Regions from separate parts of the Homo sapiens genome. Here region 2 is linked to region 1. The links are chromatin contacts, found by Hi-C or POLR2A ChIA-PET in ENCODE. All regions are on one chromosome and are shown on one strand. The core of a region is the stretch at or near the end of the contact, and the rest is flanking DNA. Distances in the headings are between cores, read along the strand shown. Region 1 holds the start of MARCHF10-AS1 (MARCHF10 antisense RNA 1). Region 2 has its middle 54 kb from the start of MARCHF10-DT.

What was found. Hi-C counts contacts between places; a loop is a spot of excess contacts on that map. ChIA-PET counts read pairs that join two places held with the same protein, here RNA polymerase II (POLR2A). Pooled maps may share reads with other maps.
Region 2: a loop to region 1 is called in a map with no recorded cell type, with 2.2 times the contacts of the local background. The contact joins the enhancer-like site here to the promoter of MARCHF10-AS1 in region 1. A Hi-C loop is called at or near these places in 1 of 37 single-sample maps with no recorded cell type and 7 of 50 pooled maps. POLR2A ChIA-PET finds 5 or more read pairs at or near these places in 3 of 52 experiments (H1, HEK293 and T-cell).

Annotation. Positions count from the first base shown.
Region 1 is chr17:62,703,600-62,710,503 of GRCh38, reverse strand. It overlaps MARCHF10-AS1 (MARCHF10 antisense RNA 1), which reads right to left and starts at 4,298. Exons shown (of 3, transcript NR_147886.1): 1 at 4,035-4,298; 2 at 2,897-3,072. It overlaps MARCHF10 (membrane associated ring-CH-type finger 10), which reads left to right. Exons shown (of 11, transcript NM_152598.4): 10 at 4,923-4,965. RefSeq lists an enhancer at 4,179-4,970 and silencers at 5,833-6,059, 6,238-6,647.
Region 2 is chr17:62,859,004-62,865,907 of GRCh38, reverse strand. No RefSeq gene overlaps it. Among named protein-coding and RNA genes, the nearest start is that of MARCHF10-DT, 54 kb to the right of the region's middle. Within about 2 kb of position 4,272, at least 2 of the 41 ENCODE cell types and tissues checked have a DNase peak (open chromatin) inside an H3K27ac peak, as active enhancers do.

The DNA of each region.
Region 1 (6,904 bases), core at 3,049-5,548:
TGGCTCACATTCTCTCCTTAGACCCTGAGCTCTCAATTAAGACAACAGGCTGGGGCTCTGCCAAGATATCTCCTCAAGAATCTCACCCTCCTTTTGACCCAGGCCTGTCCTTCCTAAACTCTTCCATGGTTTAAATGCTGACATAAATTTCTCAAAGAAATACATTTTTTAAAAAAGAAAAGTACCAGAAGCAGGATATGATCCTTTGTTAACATTTCTGTAACCTTATTTTCATGATTCCACATCTTTTTAATGAACTTTTTATTGCACACTGAACTTCAAAGCATCCGGGGTTGATACAGGTTACAGATGGCCCCAAGAGCAGTGAGCCAATGCAAGCAACATTAGCCACCAGGCTTGCAAAGCAAACATGACAAACGACAAACAGTACAACCCAACAGATGAAGACCAAAGCCCTAAAGCACTGCCTCTAAAGAAACTTCCAGTAAATCTGTCCTGGACTAGGAAGAAGTTGCAAGGAGCAAGCTGGGAACCAGAGCAAAAAGCAGCAGGAGGGACCAGGGACACTCTTCTCTCACCACAAGCTCACATTGAACTGGAGAAACCCTGAAATTGATCTCACCCACTTAGACCACCGAGCAGTAACAGGTACAGATAACCAGTTAAGAGGCACCCAGGCCCGGTGCCGTTGATGCTGCCGGGAGGCTGACGCTGCAGTGAGCCATGATTGGTGCCACCGCACTCCAGCCTGTGTGACAGAGTGAGACCCTGTTTAAAACAAAAAACAAAAAAAGGCACCCAAATGAAAGTAGGAAACCAACTGGCTCTTGTTAAATTCACACTTCTTGATTTGCATCTCAGTAATTTCTCGTAGAAAACATTCAGAATCTGATGGTAACATTGAGCAAAAGAGAGGCACTAAGTCAGCAGAGAAGCCCTCCTTCCCTCTCCTTCATCTACCAGAACTGGAGAATTCACTCACATTGTGTTTCTTGGTTGTGTCTCATGAAGAGACCCAGTGATGGATGCCTCGTTTTTTTTGTTTTGTTTTTTTGTTTTATTTTTTTGAGACAAGAGTCTTGCTCTGTCACCCAGGCTGGAGTGCAGTGGCTCAATCTCAGCTCACTGCAACCTCTGCCTCCCGGGTTCCAGTGATTCTCCTGCCTCCACCTCCTGAGTAGCTGGGATTATCGGTGTATTGTGCCCGGCTAATTTGTGTATTTTTAGTAGAGGCAGGGTTTCACCATGTTGGTCAGGCTGGTCTCGAACTCCTGACCTCAGGTGATCCACCTGCCTTGGCCTCCCAAAGTGCTGGGATTACAGGTGTGAGCCCCCGTGCCCGGCTGACAAATGCCTGTTAATGGTGGTGATCATTTGTCATCCATTCATGCACTGCCCTGTACCAGGTGCGGAGATGAGGATCAGGGAAAGAAGCTACTAGACGCTAGACATGACGCCCTGATGTCCCTTTCCGTAAAGAGCTTGTCAAGGAGTTGAAAGAGGAGACACATATTTATAAAACCAGGAAATAACTGGAAAGTAGCACCTGTGCAAGAGAACTAGTGGACCCAGTGAATTCCTACAGGCTGTGAATTTGACAACATAAGCTCTTCCCTGGCTGGGGCTTCCTGGGGTTTCCTGCAATCCCATAAACAACTGGTCTCCTCAGTGAAGTTGTGAGCTATATGAATGCAAAGCCAGGCCTTCTATGCCTGCCTCTTATGATGCTGGGCCCACAGTGAGTCACATCTGACTGCTGACCATGTCCCTGGCACTATGGATACCAGGAACATTGAGTGTTTACTGACGTCCCAAATGATTTTGCCAGATAAGGAAGTGGCCTGCATGGGTTGGGGGCACTCATTAACAACTTGGGCACGGGAACCTTTATCTCTTTTATATCTCACAGGCCTCCAGTGCCTAGAAAATGCCTAGTACCTAATAGGTGCTTAGTAACATTCTGATGCACAGTCAACTACTGAATCAGAACCTACTTTTTGGCCAGGTGCGGTGGCTCACACCTTTAATCCCAGCACTTTGGGAGGCCGAGACAGGTGGATCACAAGGTCAGGAGATCGAGACCATCCTGGCTAACACGGTGAAACCCTGTCTCTACTAAAAATACAAAAATTAGCCGGGCGTGGCAGCGTGCACCTGTAGCCCCAGCTGCTGGGGAGGCTGAGGCAGGAGAATGGCGTGAACCCGGGAGGCAGAGCTTGCAGTGAGCCGAGACGGCGCCACTGCGCTCCAGCCTGGGCAACAGAGCAAGACTCTGTCTCAAAAAGAAAAAAAAAAAAAAGAACCTACTTTTTCCAGGAGGCGAGTCCTGAGTTATGTTTTGGAGAAAGTGATAGTACAAAATTTGCAGAGAACAATATTCTAGGTAAAGGAATACTTCCAAGTTCAACATATATTTATTTACTCAAAGATTTTCTTTCTCTTTTTGAGACAGGGTCTCACTCTGTTGCCCAGGCTGGAGTGCACTGGCGGGATGACAGCTCATTGCAGCTTTGAATGCCTGGGCTCAAGTGATCCTCCCACCTCAGCCTCCTGAGGAGCTGGGATGCATCCACCACTACACCTGGCTAATTTTTTATTTTTTGTAGAGATGGGGGTCTTGCTAGTTTACCCAGGCTGGTCTTGAATTCCTAGTCTCAAGAAATCTTCCCACCTCAGCCGCTATTCAAAGATTTTCTGCGAACCTACTACATACTAGCCTCTAAACTAGCTTCTGGGAATACAAAGATGATTAAGACACTCCTTTCCTAGAAGAGACTCAGAATCTAAGGAGAGAACACACATGTAACCAAGAGTATCCACAAATGTGCCTGTGTTGTAACGGAAGGTTGGGTCAGATGTGAGGAACACAGAGCAGTCGGATGAAATGGAGCGCTGCCATTCTCGCCCCTCCTTCAGCCCCTCCTCTAGGACAGACCTCCAGCTAGGCTCTTCGCGGACACGTGCCAATGCTTCTGAGGCCTCGCTTTTCATCCAATCAGATTGTGCCCTTTGCAGTCAGTGTTCCCACTTCTTTGGGAGCCTGGTGGCAAACCTGCTTCATTATTGCTCTCACCAATGGATCCACCGTGGGGATGATGTTGACCCAGAATCCTGGAGGGTTTGGCAGATGGGCAAGGGTAGGTGTGATGGGAAAGAGTGTTCCATGCAGAGGGAAATGGAAACGCACAGAGACATGGAAAGACCTGCATGTTTGGGGAAAGTCAGGGAGGTGTGTGGCCAGGGAGGGCAGAGAATGAGCCTAAGGTGCAGGCAGGGAGTGGGGCGGGAAGGGTTTGTGAGCGGCTCTGGAGGCCATGGAACAGTTTCCAGCCTGGGATTGGCAGGCCAGGAGATGTGGGTTTTGGGAGGAGAACTTGGGCAGCCACATTGCAGGGGAAAGAAACCAGCCGGGAGGCTGCTGCAATGGCACGGGGTAATAAGGGGGCCCGTGTGGGAGCATCAGACATGGGAAGGACAGGGCTGGGTCTGGGGTGAGGGACAGGCTGGCGGAAGCACTGGATGCTCGCTTCTGCAAGTGGCCGGCAGGAAGCTGGCCTTTCCTCCCATCGGGGAGCATCTCCAGAGAAGACAGGACCCACCAGCCTCACTTTACCCCACCTTTGAGGTGAAGCTAAATGGCCCTGCCTTCCCTCTCCTCCTTCCCTTTCAGCCCCCACACGGAGCACTCCGTTTGTCAGGGCCTGGTCCCCCATCCCCCGTGTCCTGGCTTCCTCCCAGCTCAGGTCTTGTCTCTATCTGATTATTACAACGATCTCCTGGAGCAAGGACCCTACTCTGTCTTCTGCCCCAGGTGTGCCGTTAATGGTGGAAAACTTCAGGCTAGGTGCAGGGGAAGGGAGCCCCGGGGCTGGCCGGAGGGGCAGGTACGATCTAGAAGCCATTCTCAAATCCCCGTTGGTTCATTCACGTGTGAGACTGGATGGACTGTGCCTACCCCAGTTCCTATCCACATCATTTCTACAAAACCGAAAGCTCTTCCCTCCAAGGCCCAGATCAACCCAAAATATGGGAAGCCCAGGTTTGGTCCACAGTCACAAAAACTTCCCACTCACCAAGATGCAGTTTCCTGATGGAACAAGAGTTGATGAGATAGATAACGATCAGCTGGCACAGAATCTAGAGGCAGGTGGAGGTTATCTCAGGAGCCCAGAGAAAACGGAGGCAGTGGCTAGCCCAGTCCTGATGCATAATTTACCAGGCAACCAGGACCTGCTACTCTAGATGAAATTCCATCCTTCCCCTGCCCTCCCTCTCCTTGGGCACAGAAACGGTCCCAGGGACTAAAGCTGCCTCCACACTGGCCAGGCAGTTGCCTCAGTAACAGTGTCCAGCACCCCTTGTTTTGTCCCCCAGCCTGTCACAAAGCCCCTCTTCTTCCTGGGGAAGAGCACCAGGCCCTCTGCACCGGAGCCCACATCCTTGCAGCCTGGCACAATGGGCTCCCACGGAGTACACAGTGTTTCTTATTGTGGCATAAAATGCCATAAAGTCAGAACAAAGAGTGAGCCCAGGGCCTTGATGGGTCTGCTGCTTCCTGCCGCGCAGAGAATACAAGCGATTGTTTCAAAGCCAGTGGTGAGGCAAGTGGCCAATTAGCACGGCCTTCACCCCCACAGCCTGTAAATGTGATTCGGACCATCAGAATGGGATTCTGCTATTCAGATCAATTGCTCAAAGGAAGCGAGTCTGTTCTCGCTGCCAAATTTAGAAGCCCGAGACAGCAAAGGTGACCCAGGTTATGGCTGCAGCTCTCGTCAGGATGAGGCTGAGCCCTGCCAATGCTTAGCACTCACCCAGCCCTCAGCACCTCTGCCCATTTTCCTGCCCCTTTAAAGTGGTGTAAGGGATTCCTAGAACGTTGCTGCGACTAGGAGGTTATACATCTGTTCACAATCGTATTGGAAAAAACAATTCATTTCTCATTGTCTTCTTTCTTGTAGTTGTCAAGAAATTACCCACAACCCAGAACAGAGGAAAATGAAAGTAGGTTTTGGGGGCCAGTCCTGCCATTTTGAGGGTGTTTGCTAAATTACTCTTTTTCTGTGACTGTGTGGAACCAAATGCCATGGAAGGAAGGAATGACCACCACCCAGAGGCAAAAATAACCCCGCAAAGCTTGGGAAAGTCAGCCGCAGCAAACAATCAGGAAGGCGAGGCCAAGTTCACTGGATGCAGAGCAGATAAGAATTTTAATTCATCCTGAACGCAAGGAAAGGCGCCAACAAAGGGAAGAGGTTATCTTCCGGCATGAGATAAGATTTGTTCCTTTTCCTTGCTGGGATTCTCCAGCGTCCAGCACTTGGAGAGTTTGGGGGTTGGTTTTTTTACTGCCAGGATTCCTCTAGGAAAACCCTCCCCAAGCCCTGGCAGGGGCTGTCTGGCCCTTACCTGAAGGGACCACATTCACTCACAAGCTAGTGGCCTTGGTGGATTTGGGGTCTGCTGAATTCAGAGGTTGAACAAAGCAAACAGGTCTCCCAAGAAAGGGCCCTCAAAGCGGGCAAGACGGCTCTCTGCAAACAGGTTCGAGAAAAGCCTTCTCCCTGTTCCTTTTTCCATTAAAAAAAAAAAAAAACGACTGGAGAAAAACGTGCTTAATAAAGCAGGCGGGCTCGAAGTCAGACTCGGGAAGAACTTCATCAGGAGGCAGAATCAACACCGCAGTGAATCCAGCGGTGTGTGACAACTGGGTCCCCAGAGATTCTTCTGGGGGAAAATTTCACAACTGCCTGTCCAAAAGCCCTTAGAACAGTGGCTCCCACATGGGCTTTGCCATCAGAATCACCCGGGAACTCACCAAAAACTCGGTTTCCTGGGCCCCGCCCAGAGATTCCGCTTCAGGCGATGGGGTGGGGCCCTGGAATCGTGTTCACACCGGACCCAGGTGATCCTGACACAGCCGACTGCGGGGGTGCTTTTGAGAACTCCCAGTAGTCCTGCCTGGAAGGCGCGAACCAGCTCAAAGCTGCTCGGGGTGGGGCCCAGATTACGACCCTAGAGAAGCCAATTTATTATTCCGGGCACGCAGCCCTGCGAAGCCGAACTGACCATTTTCAGAGACCCGGAGAGGGCCCTGCTTTCCGCTCTTTTCCACAAAAGGAGCCCGGGAGCCCCAGCCCGGGCGCAACCGCGGGGTCTGGCCGATCCCAGCGCCCCCTCGCGCGGCCACCCCCGACCCCGGCCTCGCCCCCCCGGGCCTCCAGCCTCCGCAGCCGGGAAGGGCGCTGCGAGGTCTTTAAAAGACCTTTGTGTCGCGGGCGCACGCCGCACCTCCGGGGAAAACGCCCTGCGCCTCGGCCCCGCGGCTCCCCGCCGCCGCCCGCCCCGCGCGTCCCAGCCTCCGCCTCGGCGAGGGCCTCCCGCTCCGGAAGGGGCGCGACGGGGAGCCCGGCCTGGTTGCTGCGGCCCCGCGCTCCGTCCAGCCGCGGCCGGGAGGACAGGGCAGCAGGGTCCCGGCGCCGCGCCCAGGCGCCCCCTCCCCAGCCCCGCCCCGGAGACGCCTCGCTTTTCCCGGTCCGGGGAAACCTGCGGCGACCGGGCGCGCCCGCGTGGCTTCCGCTGGGCAGGGGCGACCCCTAGTGCCCAGGGCGAGCCGCGCCGAGCAGGACCGAGCCTTTCCCCGCACACCCTGGAGCCTGGGCTTGGGGCACCCTGGCCTTGAGCCCCGGCCCCAGGGAAGACCGACGTCTCCGGAGGGCAGAAGAACATCCCTAGGGTGGTGCTCCGAAAAGAGTCGCCACGGGAGGCAGGGAACCTGCCGCCCTTCCCTGCTGCTCCGAGGCAAATGGTCCCACAGAGGGAGCGACCCACACTCATTTGTCATCCTTCCTCCGGGAACTGGGACCCGCTGGAGGATCCACCCCATCACCAACCCTCCCCTGCCGCTCTCGGCCCCAAGGTGGAGACAGCCAGTTCTCCCCTG
Region 2 (6,904 bases), core at 3,023-5,522, 160 kb before region 1:
TCAGCACTTAACATCTCTGCCTGAGAGCTTTCTTGGGTTTTGGTAGTCCCTGCCCATGTAGAAGGCAGAAGTGCTGGGAAATGGCAACTCACTCCCACCCCTGAGCAGCCCTTGACTAATGACTGAAGGAGTTGGTATATAAATACCCCAGCTCCCTCGCCCTTAGGTGGTATAACTCTGAGGTGTGTCTTCTATGCTGCCTCCCAGGGATCCTTGGCAGGATTTAGCCCCACTTACCCACAGTAGTAACCTATTTGATGTTGTATCTCTTATTGATGTCCTTCCCTTCCCTGTACCACTTCCTCACATCCCACTGGTGTTTCCTGACATTACTCCCGAGTAAACCATTTGCACTTAAACTCTTATCTCAGGGTGTGCTATGGGGGAACTCAAACTTCTACTAGGGCAATGGGAAGGAACAGAGAAAATAATTGTTATTTAAAGAAGGATTTCTGTAAGCAATGTGTTCCCATGGTACATTTCAAAATTTATTTATAGCTCATTACCTTCCTTTACAAAAATGCTACGGGATAGATTAGGTAAGAAGTGCTGCCAACTAAAGGCCAGTCAGAAATGAAGATAAAACAGCTGGGCACGGTGGCTCATGCCTGTAATCCCAGCACTTTGGGAGGCCGGGGTGGGCAGATCATGAGGTCAGGAGATCGAGACCATCTCGGCTAACACCATGAAACCCTGTCTCTACTAAAAATACAAAAAATTAGCCGGGTGGGGTGGCAGGCGCCTGTAGTCCCAGCTACTCAGGAGGCTGAGGCAGGGAGAATGGGGTGAACCCAGGAGGCAGAGTTTGCAGCGAGCCGAGATCGCACCACTGCACTCCAGCCTGGGTGACAGAGCGAGACTCTGTCTCAAAAAAAAAAGAAAGAAAGAAAGAAAGAAAGAAAGAAAGAAAGAAAGAAAGAAAGAAAGAAAGAAAGAAAGAAAGAAAGGAAGGAAGGAAGATAAAACATCTCCGAAATAGTCACGAAGGCTACTAAGAACATTGGCTTGATGTACAAAAATTCTGTTGACTTATGACTTCCCTTTGTTGTGAGCAATGCAACATACCTTTAGTAATAACCATTTGCAGCATCCCTTGAGACCCATGTCCATGTAGTCACCTGGAAATAACATATGACAGGGGACAGGGCCTCTTCAGAGCAGACAATGCTGTGGCTTGGTAGTGCCCACAGTGGATCGTCTGGTTTGCCTCCAAGCAGCATCTGGCCCCAAGGCTGCCCAAGTGCAAATGAATGGGGGATAGAGGAGCATAGATGTTGTAACTTGAAGGGCAACTGAAGAGGAAGCAGCTTACAGCATGTGGGCTCAATTTTCCCCAAAAAGCTCATAATATAACTGTCAAAAATGACACTATGAACCCAAATTATAAGATAATTGCGTTCGGTCCCAAATTCAACACAATAAAGGTTATTTGCTCTCATGCCTTAGCAACCATCTCATAGAGGAGAGAAAAATACCATACAAAAACAAAATGTAAACTCGCAAAGCAGTAATAAAACCAGCACACAACTATTCATTTCAAGTCTATTTTGAAAAGCCTTTGATAATACCAGTAATTCCCCGTAAAGCTTCTATTCTCTTGCCACAATTCCCTTCTGGAAATAGAAGAAGGTTTTGCTGTTCTACAGCCATTCCTTTTAGGGAGATAAAGTCTAAAGTCCACTTTATTTCCCAATTTTAATGTTTTCCATTCTTTAAAAAGAAAGAAAGAGAGAGAGAAAGAAATCCCTGATCACCTATATCCAGCTAAGCCTCCCATATAGGTAGGGCTTAGTGGCAATATTAACGTGAATCTTCCTTGTCTTGCACCACAAAATTCATTTAATGGTCTTAACAAGGTGCTTAAGCTAGCCAGAGAGCCTTGTCCAAAAGATGCTGAAACATTCCACTAAAAAATAGAAAATTCAACCAACATCCACCCATTTCCAGATATTCTGATGCTTCATAGCATGCAGGCTGGGTGATAGCCCTTTGACGTCCTGGCTGAGCAGTTCCTCCAGGTGCCACTGGCAGGCCTATCCTACAGCAGAGGCCAGAAGGAAAGGGCTTGGGGTAACTTTGGTTGCAAGAACAGAAATCTACTTAGACAAATTAAAGTATGAGGAGGACGGTGGACTCCAAGGAACCTCATGGACTCCAAGGAAAAGCTGAGCGATCAGGCCTCAGGAAGAGTGGGAACCAGCAGCTGTCACTCTTGGGGAGGGATGTGGTAGAGAAAAGAGACAGAAACACCTAGAAGGGTGTGCATGCATGGGCAATGATTAGATTCTTTGATACAGGAAGACAAAGAGGAAAATATAGAAGAGGAATAGAAGGTGGGGAAAGAAGTACAATAATAGGAATCAAAGAGAAATGGAAGAGATGCATAACCTGAGGAGTCATGACATGTCATCACAATGGCTTCAGCAAGCAGTCAGCAGCTCACTGGTGCTAGGCATTTGCTGTCCCTGACATAGAACCAACCTGCATAATACACAGAGGTTGCAAATACCAAGCCCTTCTGATTTACCTGAATTGGTCATTCTGGTTTACATGGAATTATGGACTATTTTCAAAAAGACAAAGTTGTATTGGTTGACAGGATGTGCATGGTCTCAATGAAGATCTTGATGAAAAAGTCTGGGTGACTTTTTATACTTAAGCTTTAACAGAAATAATTCATAATTGTATTTTGGGGGCTTGGATATGGACATCAGTTTGTTTCACCAGGCTTATTTTTACATTTGTGGTAGACATTCTTCGTCCCAAGATATATGTCTTAAACTTTAATAAACTCATTCTGAAATTCCACTTCAATTTTTGTCAGAAATGTTTCTTCAATATGCATGACTTTTGGCCAGCCGTGGTGGCTCACACCTGTAATCCCAGCACTTTGGGAGGCCAAGGCAGGTGGATCACTTGAGACCAGGAGTTCAAGACCAGCCTGGCCAATATGGTGAAACCCCATCTCTACTAAAAGCACACAAATTAGCCAGGTGTGGTGGCAGGTGCCTGTAATCCCAGCTACTTGGGAGGCTGAGGCATGAGAATCACTTGAACCCAGGAGGCAGAGGTCACAGTGAGCTGAGATTGCGCCACTGCACCCCAGCCTGGGCAACAGAGTGAGACTCCATCTAAAAAAAAAAAAAAAAAAAAAAAAAAAAATATATATATATATATATATATATATATATATATATATATATATATAGATACACACACGTGTATCTATCTATCTATCTATATATACACACACATATATATACACATATGTGTATATATATTTTAATATATGTTTATATATGTATACATATATGTATGATTTATACATATTCACACATATATGTATGATTTTTGTTTTGTTTTGTTTTTCAAAGACAAAGTCTCATTCTGTTGCCAGGCTGGAGTTGCAGAGGTGTGATCATGACTCACTGCAGCCTCAACCTCCTGGGCTCCAGCAATTCTCCTCCTTCAGTTCCCAAGTAGCTGGGACTACAGGTACATGCCACTATGCCCAGCTAATTAAAAAAATTTTTTGTAGAGATGTGGTCTCGCTGTGTTAACTAGGCTGGTCTTGAACTCCTGAACTCAGATGATCCTCCCCACTTGACTTCCCAGAGCACTGGGATTATAGGTGTGAGCCACCACGCCCAGCCTGTATGATGTTAAAGGCACTCTGCTAAGCACTTAACATAGATACACAGTTGAATAAGACACAGCCCTGTCTTCATGGAGCTTGTAAATTGAAAGTGGAGGGGATGGGTGGAAGACGAATTAGACATAATAGACATATACATCAGTAACCGTAAAGCAATAAAGACTATTATCTATGTCAAAGCAGGCTGTTCTTGAACCTTTCCCACCTCTCTGAATGGAACCCTTGACTCCCTCCTCTTCCACATCCCCCCAGTCTCCTTCTATCTAAGTCCTAACCTTTCCTCCTACCCATTCCATAACCTTACAGCCTCGTCAGATCCTTCTGTAGCAGGTGATCTCTTTGGAACCTCTCCAGTCTTTGTTCTCTCCAGTATGTTGGAAGTTATTACTAGAAGCTGAATATATCTTCACAACACCCTGACTGTCCTAGCCCAGTGGAAATTGTTCAGGGAGATCCTGAACTGTGGGAATTTGCCGGAACTAATGGGCACCTGGACTCCTTTTCCTGCTCAGACACTTACTCACTAAGATTTCACTTGTGGACTCAGTCAGGACTTCACATTTCTGTTTCCTCTCATAAGAGTTCACAATGCTTTAATCAGGGTGGAATGTACATAAATGTGCATGTACGTGTGTGTGTGTGTGTGTGTGTGTGTGCACGTGCGTGCGCACACACCAGAGGGGGAAGGTAACTCTGATGGACTTTCCAACCTTTCATTCCCACTCTTGCCTTCCTGTCCACAGCCACCTCTCAAAATCCAGGTGGGAGACTGCCCCACACCACCCAGGTGTTGACAGGATCTCATGTCTTTAGCACTTCCTCCAGCAGCCCTGTCTTGGGAGGGAGGCTGAGCCAGGTGACTGGGGAGATGCTCCATGGCTGGCCGCATGGGAGGGAGTGTTGTCCTAGAAACCCAGTCCCTGGAGGTAGATTTGGATACAAAAGTTTCTGCCCCCATTCCCTCTGCCCTGATTCCAGGAGTGGCAGGGATTGAATCTCAGCATTTTCTAGTCTGCCTGTTATCAGTGTCAATGCTTTCCTGTCACCCAAAGGTCCTCACCAGATACCTCTGGCCTGCAGCCCCGGTGCCATGGGGGTAGTGATAAACCCTTATTGCCTTCAGCCTACAGACCCTGGCCAAAAGATTCTGATTCTTATCAGAGGCTGAAGGACAGGTTTTACCAGAAGTTCCTATCCCCCAGCTTGAAAAACAAGTTCATCCACTCCTTTACTCCACACGCTGGAGTTCTACCCTATTCTTGAGAAAAGGTCAACACCCCACCTCCACAATGACTCTGGAACTCACAGTGGGGTCCCAATGTGGATGCTGGTCTCTACAGTGATTTTTTGTGTGTGTGAGACTGAATCTCACTCTGTCACCCAGGCCGGAGTGCAGTGGTGCGATCTCGGCTCACTGCAACCTCTGCCTCCTGGGTTCAAGCACCTAAAGTGATTCTGACCAGCTGTGACAGTGTGCCTGGGACTGAAGGTTTCCTGGGACTTGAGATTTTCAGTGCTAAAAGTAGGAAAGCCCCAAGCAAACTGAGATGAGTTGATCCTACGACCTAGAACAGATCCCTGGACCTTGTAAACCAGTTACCCACCCTCCATGGGACCTACAGCTTTGCAAAAGCCTATAAGGGGACAAAGAAAAAGTGAGACCTGGAACAGCAGGCTGCAGCTGTCCTTTGCCTTATTCAGAACTTTTGCTGTGTTCAGAACTGTCGTGTGCACATAGGATAGTCTTTGCTCCCCTAAACTTGGATGGGAAGGAGTGAGGAGGAACAGGAACCGCTGGCATCCAAAAAGAGGCTGTGGCTGCATCTCTGGGCCATGTTTTATTTTTCTGGAATCCTTAGTGGCACAGTATCTAAAGAGAGATCATGCATGTGCTCTGGGACCCTTAACTGTTTTAAAACCTCTATCTTGGCCAGGCGCAGTGGCTCATGCCTGTAATCCCAGCACTTTGGGAGGCCGAGGTGGGTGGATCACCTGAGGTCAGGAGTTCGAGACTAGCCTGGCCAACATGGTGAAACCCCATCTCTACTAAAAATACAAAATTAGCCAGGTGTGGTGGCACATGCCTGTAATCCCAGCTACTTAGGAAGCTGAAGCAGGAGAATCGCTTGAACCTGGGAGGTGGAGGTTACAGTGAGCCGAGACCACGCCATTGCACTCCAGCCTGGGCAACAAGAGCGAAACTCCATCACAAAAAAACAAACAAACACACAAAAACCCCTCTATCTCTATGTAGAGTGGCGCTAGAATATGCCCTGATTTGGATCAAATCATTGGGCTTGCCTCTTCTGGAGAGATGTGAGTTTCCTCTGTCTTAGAAGCCTCTGCTGTGTAAGTATCCACGGGATTTGTGGTCAAGAGATCTGAGCTTTAATCTTTTTAAAGATCTCTGTGATTGATTCATGGGAAAACACTTAATTTCTCAGCTCTGCACCTGTAAAATTGATTGAACTAAGCTTCTGTGATTAAGATTTCTTCTGGCTTTGTGGTTCATCTCTTTCCCTCTACACACACACACACACACACACACACACACACACACACACGCCATATTCCACTGTATTTCTGGCCATTAACTCTCAGTGCCATACCAAGCCATATTGGAACCTGAGGCCAAAAGAAAAAATTAGTAATGCGAGTCCTCTCTTTATTTAAAATGTTCACATTTTGTTCATCGTGGGTTTTTTTTTTTTTTGCATTAACTCAGATTTTTAAAATATTTCATTAAAATGTTCCTCTTAATCTCCAGACATAGAAAAAGACCCTGAAGTCCCTGGATATGCTGGCTGCCAACATTATGAAATACAGTGTGGCGAGCTGGAACACAAGGTCCTTGTTGACATTGAATTACCGAAGAAAACTCCCCTATCTCTGGCCACTATGCGGCTTGCAAAGCATAAAATATGTACTATCTGGCACTTTACAGAAAAAGTTTGCTAACCTCTTATGCCAAGCAATTCTGAGTCAAATTTCCTGTTACTTGCAACCATAAAAAATCTGAGTATTACACTCCCCTGAACTCTGGCAGCACCAAAGTACTTGATGATACTCAAAGAGGAAATGTATAAGGGCCCCCATCAATTTATTCATGCTGTTTCCTTGGCCTAAAATGCAACACCCTCCATGTGACTATACAGTTGCCCCTCAGTATCCAGCAGGCATTAGTTTCACGACCCCTCACAGATACCAAAATCCACATACGCTCAAGTCTATTCTGTAAAATGGTATAGT